Linked DNA regions of Homo sapiens: region 2 is linked to region 1. A link is a loop called in an ENCODE intact Hi-C map of the cell type or tissue named here. Cell type or tissue: endothelial cell of umbilical vein. All regions are shown on one strand.

Region 1 (8,000 bases):
TATTTCTCCATAAGAGTGGTCCCTCTATGGCTAAAGAGATTACACCTTCTGAAATCATTCATTCACATATTTTATATGTATTGCGTATTCCCTAGGTCCCAGGCATTGATATGATACTATATACAGAAAAGACTGTAAACAAGCAAGAGTGGAAACAGGCAGACCATTCGGGAGTCTCTTGTCCCAATGGCAGATGAGGGGGCATGAACTAGGATTAACATACTCTTACTAGAAATAGATGAAACCTTGAAGGAGGAGCTGACAGGATTTTACCAGTGGAGTGGGTACTGGGTAAAAGGAAACTGAGAAGCCAAGGAAGTACCCCTGCTTTTGGTATGATTAACAGGGTAGTTGGTGGTGCCAATTTCTAGAGATTGGAAAGACGGGTTGAGGATTGATCTGAAACACCCATTCCCCCAGGTGTTGATCATGGTGACAACTGGTAGCTTGCAGCTTAGTTCTTCTTCCTGTTGACTGACCTCAGCTGACCAAGGTCACACCCTCTTCTTTATCCAATGACTAGGTGATATGAAGATAAAGTCTCACCTCATTGTCTCAACTTGATACAACTCTACATGCCATCCGAGCTCTGGGCGGCTCTCTGGAATAACCTGAAGCTTTTGTTGTGATGGTAGCAGCAACTTCTCCCCCTGCCTAATCCTGATGCCTGCACCCTAGAGCAATCTCCAATAAACTTCCTACCTGCAAATCTCCATCTCATAAGCTCCTTTCCAGGAACTCAACCTACAACAGGGAGCTGTAGTTAAAGAATAGGTAGTCTTCCCACACATCTTCCACACTCCTGTAATCAGGTGTCTAAAATAGACACTTGACAGCAGATCCTTACTGATGATTCTCCTTCCCACGACATCCCCACCCCACCAATCCCCCAAAAAAGAAAAAGTAAATTAATGGCTTTGTTGTCTATGGCCAGCCTCTATCAGTACATCTTGCACCATGGCCTCTATATTTTCCGCCTCTTCTTTTACGACTTTGCCATAACTTCCACCATAACTTATGTTTTTAATTACAGCACCTATTCCCTGTTGTCTGGACACTGTGCATTTTCATAACTCTCTCCTTTAATAAAAGTTCCTGATAACTCTCCTTCGACCTAACCTTCTTCTCTTAGTGGTGAAACTACCTATAACCCAAAACCTAGTTCGAAACCATACTCCAAAATCTATCAATTTTTCATGAAATCTTCCCCAAAGTTTTCCAAAAGGACATGCCTCCTCTCTCTGTCCTCATAGCATTCTCTCTTATTTTTTATCTTTATGTGTCTGCACAGTTACTCCATTAGCTCCTTGGGGATGGAGAATGCCCGGCTATCACAAAGCCAGGAGCATAGCAGGATTAAGACCTACTTCTTGATCGTCTGATGAGCCCTTGTTAAGCTATTCATTCTCTATCCTCATATATCTAAAAAAAATAGAGTGAATGCTCTTTGTTCTAGATTTGGTCTTTGGCCATCAATTGGTTCATTTTTCGCAACTTCTGAACTGGGCAAAAGAATGAAGATATGAATGTGAAGAATTATCTCCTTCCCACTTAAAGCCTAGATCTGGCTCTGGGAAACTCCAATAATTTTATTCCTTTTCATGGCTCCAATCTGGTCTTTTTACTTCTCACAAAACTATATCTACTGCCAAACTTTGCCAGCTGAAATGGAGTTTTAAAGTCTAAGTGTGTTGAAGAGATGCACTTGAGTCTCCACTTGCCTCTTTCCTGCCCACCCTGCTATATTCCCAAGAGCATCTACCATCTTCAGGTCTTGTAAATGTATGATCCTCTCACTACTAATTTGGTGAAACTTGTAACTAAGAATAGGACATCATCTTTCTCCATGTCTTCTTTGCCTCCTTTTCATGTATAGAGGATCTTCTCTGCCTTGACTCTTCCAGGGACCTTGAGATACCATCTTTGTATGTATCTTCCAAAGAAACCCAAAGTAAAGGTAGAAGAGCAAATATGTGGTCAACTCTGGGGTTCAAAAAACGCTTATTAATGGCAAGAAGAAAAAAAGAAGGGAGGAATGAAGGAAGGAAGGGAGAGAGAGAAGGAGGGAGAAACAGAAACAATCCAATCCAGAGATCTATTCTTGCTGCCTTCCACGCCTATAGAAGGTGTAAAAAGCTTCCTCTGCACAGAGAATAGGCTCGTTCAATAGGGAGCAATTTCAAAACTCTGAGGAAAATGTAAAGGAATGATATAAGAAGTCAGTACTTCAGATACTCCTTCATACAGCTATAATATCAAGTCATATTTTTAAAAACGACTCCAGGAAAAAAATGTATTTTTTCTCAGGAAGATTTATTTTCAGATAAATTTACTTTAGACTTTCTTAAAAACTCTGAATCCATGAAAGGCTGATTTTTATGGTAGAATTATGTACTTCCTTTGCAAGGATGTGAGCTTATTGAACATAAGGTTAAAAGGAAAATAAGACCTCAGAATTTTCTTACCCTTTAAAAACACACAATGTTTTCATGCCCTTTTGATGAAAAGTGTTGGTGGCGTAAAAAAACTAAGGGTACAAAATACCTAATAGAAGCTCATGAAAATTTAAAATTCATTAGTTGGGAACTTACGATAGTTTTGACACTGGCTAGGTTGACGTTGTTGTTGTTGTTGTTGTTTTTCCATTGCCTGTGATAAGGTATTTTGAAGCTATTAAAAAATACAAATAGGTATTCAGGGGAAGTAGTTAACTCTTTAAGAGCAGAAACTTTTGGAGTATTTTGCCAGCATCTCTTTACTGACAAACAGTATTACCATTATTTTCAAACTCATTCAATGAACCAAGTTAGATGAGAGCTTCTACACCATTGTGTGGGACTAATTGAGATTCTGGGTGGCCTGAGAATGGAAAGGCTCCTGTAGGTGCCATCTGTGTCTCTCACTTTGGGTACATTAACTTCTCTCTCCACCCTCCATGAGTTGCAGAAAAGCTGCTCTCTGAGAAGCTCGCTGTCTCCACCGTCCTGGGACCTACTAGCTCTGAGAGGGGAGGAACTGGGCTTACTGATCTTTTATTGGCAATGTCCATCATACAGTGAGTACTAAACATGTGAGCCACTATTATGTAAGTATATGTCATAGATTTACTTGCATTTTATTTTGAAATATCAATTCCATTTTTCTCTTCTTCATTCCTGCATCCTTCCCCTATCCCCCAGTCATTCCAAATGTGCCCAGCATTTAGCACAGCTCTGTTGGCCAAAACATGGATCAATTGCTTATTTTGGACAAACAAAGAACTTCATTCCTTCCTAGCAGATGTGTGTCTGTAAATAACCTCAAGAATAACCTTAAGAAATATTTTTTCTCTCTCTCTCTAATGACATTTAAAGAAATGAGGCTTTCTAGATAACAGGCTCCACGGCCATGTGAGCACAGTGTCTACACAGGTGGCTACTGCCCAGCCCTCAGTGGTCTCCTTAGAAACCAGCCTCTCTGCACGGTGAGTCAGAGGCGGCAGGAGGAGCTGGGCAGTGAGTCATGTCAGGAAACGGCATGCTCCGTGTGCGAGCAGATGCCGGTTTATTTCACTGATTCATTTCCACCTACTTCCTCCTACCTCTGTCTGCACTCTCAAATGAACAGAAAGTTCATTCATCTCGCCTCTTGCCTGTGATGCTACATGCTCCCCCTATTTCTCGGAATGCTTACCATAGGCCCCACAATGCTGGATGCCGTACAGATCAAGCCACCCCTGTTCTCTGCGATGGGACACTCTAAGAAGGAGGTGTCACCCACATTGTCATCCCTGGTTTTCAAGTTAACTGCCATGACGGACTTCATGATGAATTTGTGGATTTTCTCACAAGCCCTCACACCTCTGTCCTTTGAGCATTTTGTCAACAGTGGACAACTGCTGTGATTCTTAACACATTTAAAAAAAAAAATGTGATCGCCTGTAGTCAAGTTTCCCTGCTTTGGAAGGGAAGGGGATCCATTTTTCAACTCAGAATTAGAGGATGAACCTGTTAACAGGGAGAGGCTGAGAAGAGAAAAAATGGGGAGTTAAATTCAGCTCTAAACGCTATGGAGAATCAATAAATATCGACAGGCAAGGGGGCAGAAGGAAGGAGAGAGGTTTTGCCAACCTCAACTGATATCTGTTAATAATACCAAACAGCAATCTGTCATCAGCCTGGCAACACTGGATTTTCCCCAAGGAAAATCCAGGGTCCCCTCCCAGCAGTTCTTGGAGAAAGAGCTTAGAGTTCTGAGTTCCTGGGAGAGGATGGACTGTAGGCGGGATCAGAGTACTGAGATCCTGACAATTAAACCTGCTTACATTTTCCCTGCGTGCAGACATGGTGTTTGGAAACAGCAACCTCCAGTCATCTTGCTTAGCTCTTTGGGGTTCTGGTCATACATACATCTTTCTAAACTTCAAAAGTCTATGCAAGCACACTGACCTGGCAGGTTATTTGAATTCTTGTTCTGGTTTACAAGTCTTTCTAAGACATTTACACCAGAGCTAGAAGAAAGAGACCGGATTTTGGAAATTGCTCACAGGTTCGAGAGAGGATTACCGGAGCACAAGAGCCGGGCGGAGGTTGTCTACTTTTTCTGCTAAATTGCACAGTAGATTCTTTCAGACCTTGAGGAAGAGATTAGAGAAAGATAAATCAGAGTGTTATAACCCTGTGCTGAGTCACAGCTCTGAGGTTCTTTTATATTGCTGGAGGCAGCTTTCAAAATCCGCTGTTTGCGTGTGGCTAGAATAAGGATTTGTCCCTCAGTCTCAGGACGTATCCTGGTCGTGTCTAGTCCTTCAACCTATAATTCCAAATCAGATGAAATTTCTCTCCAGATATTGTGAAAAATACTCTCTATATCGCAAGGTTTTTTTTTTTTTTTTCCTAATGTGTAAACATTTCTCTACCTGGCATATCAGCAAGGCAAAGACCCAAATATTAATTGTCCTTCTCCTGATTGTGTGTGAGTCACAGGACTAAGCTCTGTGGGGTAAGAAACAAATTTTTGAAGACACAGTCTCTTGCTTCCAGGTAGTTGGTCCCAAGCTAATAATAATAGGTACCATCTATTGCAGTCTGCTGTGAGCCAGCCATTTCACATTCATTATCTTATTTAATCTTTCAAATAAATAAATCATGTGTTGTGATTTATGCTATCTTAATGGGTTAAAAAATCATAGTCAATTCTTCTGGTTCTGTTGAAATGTATTCATGCAGGTAAACATCTTTAATCCCATATTAAAAAATTAAGTTATTAAAATAAACGCAAATTAAAATGTAAGAATGTGAGTAGCTTGCAATGTAACAGGGCCAGTTTCTTCTTCATTTTACAGCTATAGAAACTGAAGTTCAGAAAACTTAAGTAAAAATGGCAAAATCCCAATTAGAACTAAGCCTTTGAGTCCAAATTTGAGTGTTTTCCTTTATACCACATTGCTTCCCTGTTCTAGTTTTAGAAACAACATAAATTCTTGAGAAGTTAAATAAAAATACAAAATTTAATGTTATGTCAAGTTAATTCAGGACATGCTACAAGACAGCAGAAAATAAATTTCCAAATGTGCAAGTAAGAGGATGCAGCCCCTACTGAGAGGGAGCCTAGCAAATTTGAACTAGGCCTTGAAAGTAAAATTTGGATACCTTGAATGCAGGGGTGGAGGTCAGTATTTTTCAAGTTTCCCTTTCTTTTTTTTCCTTTTTTTTAAAGAAATACTATTTGATATCTTTTATGCATTGCAAAGTATCTATGGATGGAATGAGATGTCTGGGATTTGCTTATATTACTCAAGAAAAAATAAGTAAATCAATACATTGGGGGGATAGATTAAGCGATGTTGGCAAAATGCTATTAGAGGTTTATGATAACTTCAACAGTGCAAATTATTCGATAAATGAGAGTTCATTGCTCTATCTTCTCTTCTTTTGTGAATGCTTGTAAAGTTCTACACTCACAACTTCACAAAGAAAGTGTAATTGCTGCAGAAGTCTTTGTGCAACTGAGGAAGCCCATCTCTAAGAACAATGATAAGAAACCCACCCTGAACTTTTTCAACAGGTAAGCTCATTTAAAGGTGATAACCAACAGCAACAGGAAAACAGGAATGTCCTCAAGAAATAGTCTAAATTTTAATGACAACATTGTGATTTAAATGAAGATAAACCTAAAAAGGCAGAGAGATTTCAGATATCAAAAGATTGATTCCATGACTCAAAAGCATAATGTGTAATCTGGAGTCAGAGGCAGGTGATATTGACTGAAGCATACGTCTCAATTATTTCTTGAGTTAGCTGGTTCTCCTCCTCTGCTGCTGTACTCTTTCTGTGCCAAATGAGTAGCTTTTCTTATTTCATCACCGCATTTTGACTCTAATCTGAGAACATAATCCTTATTTCAGTTCTAATAAAATTATATTTTTATTTCCATTCATAACAAAGCATCGCACAACAGTGTCATAATTACTATGAATTTCTTGCTTACTTTATTTCTCTTTAATTGGAAATTTCAAAGGATTTAACCTATTGTTAGTGTCTTGGTTATATCCACACACAATCAAATACATATTTAACCTCTCCTGGAACACAGCTAACAAAGGCACTTGTTTCAGAATTGGCCGGTGGGGGGAGTTTTTCAATTAGTTCATTATCCCAACATTTTATAAGCAGAATCTGTGAAAATTCATGGGCCAGATTTTATCAGCTCATGTGTGTAATGAGGAAGGCACGGAAATTATTAAATTAACTGATAGATTAACATACACTTGGGTACAAAAAAATGCACCAGGGCTTTTAGGATTTAACAATAGCTCATTATTTTGACATGACACTGTGGGATATGATGAGGTTTCTCTTCAAATAATCTGATCAATCTTTTATTCTTTAATTCATAGTACCCTCTCCTTTCTCCTTTTTCCCTTTCTGCCTTTGTCAGATGCCCAGGCGCCACAGTACCAGGCGTTATCAGTACCAGCTCACATTCCTTTCCTTATTTGGAAAGAGGACTAACTTTCCAGCTCATTACAGACACCGCTTCCCCTTTCCTCTCCACTTTCTTTTGCGTGCCCACCTTATCTTAAAAAATCAAATGTTTAGCCAACCGGGATTAGTTTAGGTTGTACGACCCGACCCCGGCCAATGGGGAAAGGTTACAGGGGCAGGACTTGAGTCAGGAATAAAGGCTCTCGTGCCCATTTGTTTAGGTGTGCTCTCATGGTGACTGGCCAAGGAGGAACCCCTCTGCACAGAGGTAAAATTGCTTTGCTAAGAATCCTTTGTTCGAGTGTTCAATTTTCTTAGGATTTTGAGAATTACTCCTAACAACACCCTGTGCCTAAAAACTACAAATGGGTTAGGAAGATAACTCATTTTGTCTAATTTAGTCTCTGAATTAGGAAGTTTCTTACTTGGGCTTACTTAGCTGGAAAAAGACCAGAATCTCTCCCAAGTCACCTGGAAGGGCAGAGCTTCCATGCAGGACTGCATGTTTTTTTGGCAACTAAAATGGTGTCAGGTCTGGGCCTGTCCTTTCCCTCACAGCAACCAAGTCCTCTCTACACACCTTCTCCATGTGCCTCTCTCTACCAAAGGCATTTTTCTAGCTATGCTGCCAGTATCAAGATACAAAATGAATACTGGCTATTTCTTGTTAAGCATATCCTGAATCCCCATCAATTTCTAAGTATTTCACACAAATTAATTTATTTGATCCTTTCAACAACTGCTGCCGAACTTTGACTTGCATGTAAATTGGTCTCATCTTGATCCAGAGTTAAACATATAACACAATTTTATCTTTGGTTTCACTAGTAACTCACTCAGCCTCTCCATTTCCAACTTCAGATTATAGAAAGCAAAGATCTGATTGCACCAGCTCATTTCTTGAGCCATGCTACACAAAGTCATCCTGTGGGTTAGCTTCCCTTCTACCCACTACAAAGCACTGCAACATTCAGCTATGAACTGCAGGCAGTTCACTTTGTTCAGAACATAGGACCAAAGCCAGCTATGCCTGTG
Region 2 (8,000 bases), 1.0 Mb before region 1:
TATATTATGAAGGATTCTTACTGGAGTACAAAGACACAAGACAGGCATGGTTTACTCTTCATAGTATAAACCTAATGGAAACACATTCAATGTATTTTCAATGACATTAAAAGGCAAGTGGGGCACCCAGAGGATAACAAAACCCAAGTCATTAACGGTAAATGTATTCTTATTTCTTCAACTCTTAACCATAAGGTATTATTTATCCTAGAAAATAAAGAAACAGTCATAACTCAGAGCTCAACAATTAAAATCCATATCAGAAAACATCATCTGTTTTTAGCTTTATTCCAGTGAGGTCAAAACTGAAGCACTAACATTTCCTAACAACCAGACCTAAGAGTCTTTAATTGTCTTATAACAAATTTCTATTCATGTGGTTGAACAGAAAATTCTCACTGCTAACAATTCTAATTTTTCTCAGCCATATTACCTACCTCACAGGGTTGTTGTGAGGATTAAATCTGAAAACATATAGCACAGTGCCCGGAACATAGTAGGCACTGGATAAATAACAGTTCCCTTTTCCCTTCCCCTTCATTTATCAGTTCAATCTGGGCTCCAAGTCCTCTTTTCTATAATCCACAGAACAGGGTTGGGCCTGAAGCTTAAAAGGTTAAAATTAATCAAGTATTCAGAATGAAGATCTTGAGTACAAAATGTGTAAATGTAGTCACAGAGTTATAAAATGTTAGAACTGGCAGAGACCTTAAAGGTCATCCTTTAGTACAACCTCTTGTACTAGATAAGGAAACTTAGGCCCAGAGAGGTTGAGCAAAGTTACACAGAAGAATGTGGCAGAGTTGGAAATATAATTGAGATATTTTTAGTTTCTTACATACATGAAATTATACCGCACTATTTAGTTCCATAAATTACTATTATACTATAATTCAATATAAACATGAAGTAACTGATAAGAAATTACTCTGTTTTGGTGCTAACAACTCTTCAATGCATTTTTATTTATTTCTAGAACTCATATAAGGTAGCTTACTTGTGTCGTAGTAGTTGTTTGGATTTTTCGGATTTCTTTTCCTGATTCTTTGCCATCGTCAGACCTTTCAGTATCTGAAATTATACTTCCTGCATCAATATTTGGTACAATTTTGCTACTAGAAGACTCAGTTTCCAGAGTTGTAGCAGTCATTTCAGCATACTCCAGCCCCTTAGTTGATGACGCTAAGTCTCTTTCAGAAATACTGCTCATTCCATCTGAAGTTGTATGGATTTTGAATTCTTTTTCTTCTATTATACTGGATGTACAAGTTAAGTCTACGCTACCGGTCATGTGAGCAAGCAATCCAAGATCATCACTAACACCAAGATGTACTTGTGTGTCCTGAATATTTGGAATAATGTGATTGCTAGAAAGTTCAGGAAGTAGTTTTTCCTCCTGTTTGGGTATTTTATCAAAGAGAAATGATGTACTACTATTGGGAAGGTCTTCTTTCTCATCTGCTAATGTTATCAATGGACCATTATCCTTTTCTTCATTTTTTTTAATGATACCAACACTTCCATGTACATTGTTCTGGAGTTTCTCAACAGCAGCACTATATACATTATCCAACAGAGATTCAACCTCCACAAGGGCACCATTCTCTCCACCTACTAAAGTCTCCGGTGATAAATCCATATCATCGAGCTTTACTTCTGTTGCTTCCACTTTCTCTGCTTTTATATCTACTAAAAGATCATGTACTTCCACATGTACACCACTTCCTGGTCTATCTGAATTTCCAAGAATATCATCTGACACTTTTGTTGACATGAGTAAGTCTCGAGTATCTGTGCTGACAGGGTAATCGGTCTCACTTTCTGGGCTCTGGCTTTGTGAAAGATCTTCTATCTCTCGAATTTCCATTCCACCTTTTGCTCCTGTTGTCTGTGATGAAAGACCAGAGATGGTGCTCACATTCCCTTTCTTTCCCTTTTTAATGTTTTCCTCCTCTTGTCTTTGATATTCCTCATACATTTTGGCTAGGTATTCCTTATGAGCTTCATAAGTGACCTTAGGAATAAGTAAAGAAAACATTAAGGCATTTTGTACATATCAAAAAGAAAAAACTAAATAATACAAATTAAATTGTGGAAATAGAAAAAATAATGCCAGAAAGTTTAAGACTTCAAAGCTGGCATTTGTTAGTCCTAAAGCAAGTGCTTAGTTTCATTAAGTAACTGGAAATAATCAACAAATACAGCTATATATGATTTATTATAAGGATTGCCAAAATCACACAGATAACTCAGCAATATTAAAAGCTATTTTCTTTTAGGCTAAGTATTTCAATGTTACCCAAACCAAATATGCCAGTTAACTTCCACACATTTATGTAAGCTTAAACAGAGAATAAGCAGCTAATAATATACAATAACCAAAGTACTATTACTATGTTGGTTTTCACCATCTATTGCTCATATGTGCACCCTTCCCAACAACTGATGTTAAAAAATTCACACATATCATTAAATATATAAATTTACAAGCTATTAAAATATCACAGTTTTATCCTTATATAAGCTGTTTTGGCTTTGTTACTTTACTTAGGCTTCTTTATTAATAATCAGAATACTTTTTTTTTGCACAAAGACCTGCAATGTCTTTTTCTTTGCTATTTTCAAATTTGTTAAAGCAATGATAAATCTGAGGTGTCAATACTTCACAAAATGTAAATTTATAATTGAAACAAAAGCTTTTCTAATATTTTTTAAAGTTCACAGACTTTCTCTTACAGACATGGGTTCTATTAATGTATATTTAAATAAGTTAACAGAATTTTAGATTGGGGGGACCATCCTTTAAAGAATATCTCATAATACAAAAATCCCCTTAATTTTACAGAAGAAGAAAGCAAGTCCCAAAAGTGGGGGTTGGTAACATAAGGCCCATGGGACAAAACTGCTTATCACCTCTTTGGGTGAATAAAGGTTTATTCAAACAAAGCCATGATCATTCATTTACATTATGTATTGTCTTTCACACTGAACGGCAGAGTTGAGTAGCTGCATCAGAGGCTATAGAGCCCACACAGCCTATAATATTTACTATCTATCCTTTTAAACATTTTTTTCTAACTCGTGTTCAAGAAGACTTAATGAGTCTCCTAAAATCACAAAACTCAATTATGGCACAGACTAAATTAAAAGCCATACTTCTGACACCCATGCTTCTTCTATAACACTTCATGATGAGAAACCCATAACTCTGAATTTCCAGAATCTAATGTGTATATACTTGTACAGTTTAATTCACTATTTCATTTTACCAAAGATCAAATAATACTTAAAATAGACATACAGATTTTTAAGATTAAAAATAAAGAAAAGATAAAGCAATTAAAATACCACTAAACTTAAACACTGTATTTATGATTCACTTGGAAATAAAAAAATCTGACTTCTTAAAAAAAAGTCTTAAAAAGTATATTTCAGAGACTATTTCATAAAATATTCTTCCAAGAACCAGTTGAAAGAGCAAGTGGCTCAGATTAAAGTTCCCAGATTTGCTATAAAACAGATGTATGTCAGCTTTGGGTATAAAACTCCTGATTTATAAATTTGGGGTTTGAATTAATTCATCTATAAGCCACTTTCAAGTTCTAACAGTCTATGAACAATGAGGGAAAAATACAAAACTGAGATACAGGAATCTGTCAAAATCTAAGATGCCCACAAGATGGCACCAGATGCATGTTTGTAGCCATTTAATCCACTGCAATAACTCTGATGATGTTAAAATGTTAAATCCCGTGTTACCTTGGAATGGGCTATTGAGAGGGTATCCACCCAGACTCTCCAGCCTCCCCATTCATATTTTATTGCATGATACAAAAGAATCCGGAAGATATTGTAGACCATTTCGGTAATCTTCTGTTCCTCAGAATTTTTAGGATTGATATAGCCAAGAGAAAACATCCAATCCTGCCACACTGAACACTGCAATAAGCATCTAGGGAGAAAAAAATTTGATCTCATTAAAAATATCCAAATTAAGTTAGAATTTACTATTTTGAAACTTTGATAAATAAAATAGTGAAAATATGATCTGACCTCAGTAAAGCAAGGTGTACAGTCATGCTGCACGTTATATATTCTATACTTGGAATGACTTTCTCTTATTTCTCTACCAGGAAAAATCCTAATTATCATTCAAAATCATTTTCCTAACTTTCACAGTCAGATTTACTTATTGCTTCTCTACTTTCTCACCACCTTTAGCACTCACAATGTACTTAACACATTATACATTAATCATTGCTTTATGGTTTCCCACTGGAATGTACTGAGACTGTGTACTAAGACTATCTTGTGTAGCACAAAGTCTTACACTGAACACAGTAGGCACTCAATCAATATTTGTTAAATTATAGACTCAGGCAATGACTACCCCAGAGTTCATGGCCTCAGACTTTACCCCATGTTCAAGCTAACTAGCTTAAAAATGCACAACATTCGGCCATAAGAAATATGGGGTGGAAAGCATAGATGAAAATGGGGAAATCCAACACAATTACAACTGAAAGTTCCATTGGTGATAGATAGGTACCACTAAAAGGGATATTACATTCTAAATAAGAGTTTGTTTATATGTATATTCATATATACAATTAAAATATAATATCCACGTAACAAAATAAAAATAATATAAAAATAAATAGAAGAATACCGAATACAGATTATGTCAAAGAAACATAAAATGCCTTTTCTGATGATTAAAAGTATTTAGCAATATGGAAAAGATTTGAAATGAATTGAAAATCTAAAAGAGAGAAAATATTAATTATGGAATAAAGTGTTGTTACAGTATCCAAACTGCTTACCTTCTATTTTCACGGCTGTTACTGAAAAGTTTTATCATATCAGATAAAAATAAACGACGAACTTCCATCAGCTCTGCACTTGGTGTAGAGTTTTTTAACAAAGTTGCCACCACTTTAAGAATCACTGTAAACAAAGAAAAAAAACTTGTAGATTTGTAACCATATCCTATGTTCAACTCAAAAAGTATTACCAACTTTCAAATAAATACTTAACACTATAAAAGGTGAGTTAAAACTGTCATGAACTAGGTAAACACCATAATGATTTAAGGGGTTAGGAAAAGTTTTGATTTAGTCTCATATGTTGCCATGCGCCTACCACAATACAGTAAAGAACTGCCATTTGCTCACTTGGATTCTGAATTTTCACTGTAGAATCTGGCTCTGGATGTGGTTTGTGTACGACCTGAGTACATACTTGTTCTGTCAAGATCTGAAAAATGAAGAATTTGAACTTCATTTAGAAAACAATTTAAATAATAATTGCAAAATATAGATATACAATGAACCTGCAAAAGAAATGTCAATGCAGTCCAAACCAAAAGAAACATCTCTTCTAAAGGGACTTTTTTCTTTCTTTCTTTCAAGACGGAGTTTCACTCTTGTTGCCCAGGTTGGAGTGCAATGGTGCAATCTTGGCTTCAACCTCCACCTCATGGGTTCAAGTGACTCTCTTCCCTCAGTCTCCCAAATAGCTGGGATTACAGGCATGTGCCACCACGCCTGGCTAATTTTTTGTATTTTTAGTAGAGACAGGGTTTCACCATATTGATCAGGCTGGTCTCGAACTCCTGACCTCAGATGATCCACCCGCCTCAGCCTCCCAAAGTGCTGGGGTTACAGGTGTGAGCCACCATGCCCAGCCCTAAAGAGACTTTTTAATGAATTCCACATACTTCTAAACTCTTTAACTCTGTATTCACCAAATTTTATTTATTATTTATACATACAAAACCAGAACCAGTATCTATAGAAGGAAAGATTAGGAAATTAATGAATTTATTGTTTGAAATGCCTTTTCAGTGTTCCTAAAATTATTTATGAACTACTTTTTTTTTTTTTTTTTTTTTTTTTAGAGACAGAATCTCACTATGGTACCCCCAGGCTGGACTGCAGCGGCACAATCATGGCTCATTGCAGCCTCCAACTCCTGGACTCAAGTGATCCTCCTGCCTAAGTCTCCCAAGTAGCTGGGGCTACAGGTTCATGCCAACACACACAGCTAATTATTTTTCTCATTTTTTGGTAAAGATGGGGTCCACTTTATCGCCCAGGCTCATCTTGAACTCCTGGGCTCCTGAGATCCTCCTGCTTCAGCTTCTCAAAGTGCTGGGATTAAATGCATGAGCCACCACATCTGGCCCCTACTTCAGTAAGTGTGACAAGGGAAAGTTCTTCCTAACAATGTGGCTCATTGTCATTTACTAATGAGTTTTTTAAATTATTCCTTTCAAATACAAAAAAACAGTTGACCAAATAAAGGAAAGAGAAAATTCTAAAACATTTACTAACTTTCCCACTAAAATGTGGGAGCAGGATTTTGAACATCATCTTCACTGTTATATTCCTAGTAATCAGCACTAATGCCTGACACACAACAGCATTCAGTAAATATTTGTTAAATTAAAGAATAATTAACCTAATTATATATCAATAATGTATGTACAACTGCTCACTGTATTTTAGGCTTGAGTTTGTGTTTATCTCTTACATAAACCCTATGAGGTTATATTTAATACAGACATCATTTTATATCTGTGATTTAATTTCCTGTTTAGCTTTAACATGGCAAATTCTGAATAAACAGTTAAACCTAAGTCAAGTACAAAAACTGCTGCAAAACCACCAACGTTAGTTGAAAGGACAATTGAACATAGCTATATTGTAGAAGCTGAAGATGGAAAAAGCAAATTGAGAGAGAGGGATGGTCTCTTCTGATTAGAAAAGGACCACGACATCCAGAAGTTTCATTTTCCTTCCCCTTCTGCTCAGACTAAGACAGGACATTTACATAAGTATATTAGGAATGTTCATAAAAAAGATATTGACCTGAAATAAAAACTGACCTACTTTATTAAAGAATATAGCATTTAATTACCCCCGTTCCCCTCATTCTCATACCTCTGATGAAACTAAACACTTACTTGTTAAAACTAAACAGCATTTCACAACTTTCTAAACAAAGGACCCCAAACATGCACTCCTAATCAAACGGAGTTGACACGAGATAAAATTTATTTGAAAACCATATACTAAAGAACAATCACTTATTGCTTGGTATATACGTATAAGTAGTTTTCACAACAACTTGCCCCGAAGACCCTGGTGTGTACCTATAGCCCAGTGGATGAGATCCAAGAAAATTGTGGTTATAAATAAAGGATTCAAAATAACTTCAGACGAGCTTAAAGGAAATCAGGACCTACTCTCCCGTGATAGTTAAAGTGTTTTCAACCAAAAGAGAAGAAATCACATTGCACAGGAAACAAAAGTGTCACCAGTTTTTATATTGTCTTTTTAAGTCCCTACTTTATCATCTAACAATGAAAAGAATAACTGCCTTGCCTATCTAATAAAACTGCTAGGAAGATTAAATAAAGCTCCATATGTGAAAGTGCTTTGAAAACTATAACATATTCAAATATAAAGGTTTTTAAAATGACAAACATATACTCAGAAACTCAATTCAACATGTATTTATTAATAACCAGTTATGTGCCCTCCCTCTGCTAAATGTTTGCAGACTGAAAATACATTGCTAGGTGCAACTTCATTTCTAGTAGCAATTTATTTAATTATTGTTCTGGAGGCAGGCATAAATGCATGCCCCAATAAAGTAACAAAACATGATAGACTATCATTAAGAACCTATGTGGCCAGGCATGGTGGCTCACACCTGTAATCCCAGCACTTTGGGAGGCCGAGGTGGGTGGATCACAAGGTCAGGAGATCGAGACCATCCTGGCTAACACGGTGAAACCCTGTCTCTACTAAAAAATACAAAAAATTACCCGGGTGTGGTGGCAGGCACCTGTAGTCCCAGCTACTCAGGAGGCTGAGGCAGGAGAATGGCGTGAACTTGGGAGGTGGAGCTTGCAGTGAGCCGAGATCACGCCACTGCAGCCTGGGCGACAGAGTGAGACTCTGTCTCAAAAAAAAAAAAAAAAAAAGAACCTA

The links. A loop is a pair of places that touch in the nucleus more often than their neighbours do. Peaks named below come from ENCODE experiments on the same cell type or tissue, not always from the same donor. Only the 100,000 strongest peaks of a DNase experiment are listed, where the experiment ranks them.
Region 2: a loop joins it to region 1, with 5 times the contacts of the local background. A loop is called at or near these places in 3 of 110 quality-filtered maps.

What each region holds. Positions count from the first base shown.
Region 1 is chr13:34,152,699-34,160,698 of GRCh38, reverse strand. No RefSeq gene overlaps it. Among named protein-coding and RNA genes, the nearest start is that of LINC02343, 190 kb to the left of the region's middle. RefSeq lists a silencer at 3,379-3,438 and an enhancer at 2,947-4,146. In endothelial cell of umbilical vein, a CTCF peak has its summit at 6,627; DNase peaks (open chromatin) are centred at 3,518, 4,548, 6,658 and 7,088; H3K27ac peaks cover 5,531 bases.
Region 2 is chr13:35,153,030-35,161,029 of GRCh38, reverse strand. NBEA (neurobeachin) reads right to left here. Exons shown (of 59, transcript NM_001385012.1): 19 at 5,175-5,256; 20 at 4,824-4,947; 21 at 3,760-3,952; 22 at 998-2,014. Among named protein-coding and RNA genes, the nearest start is that of NBEA, 210 kb to the right of the region's middle. In endothelial cell of umbilical vein, a CTCF peak has its summit at 3,659 (motif pointing right); a DNase peak (open chromatin) is centred at 3,689.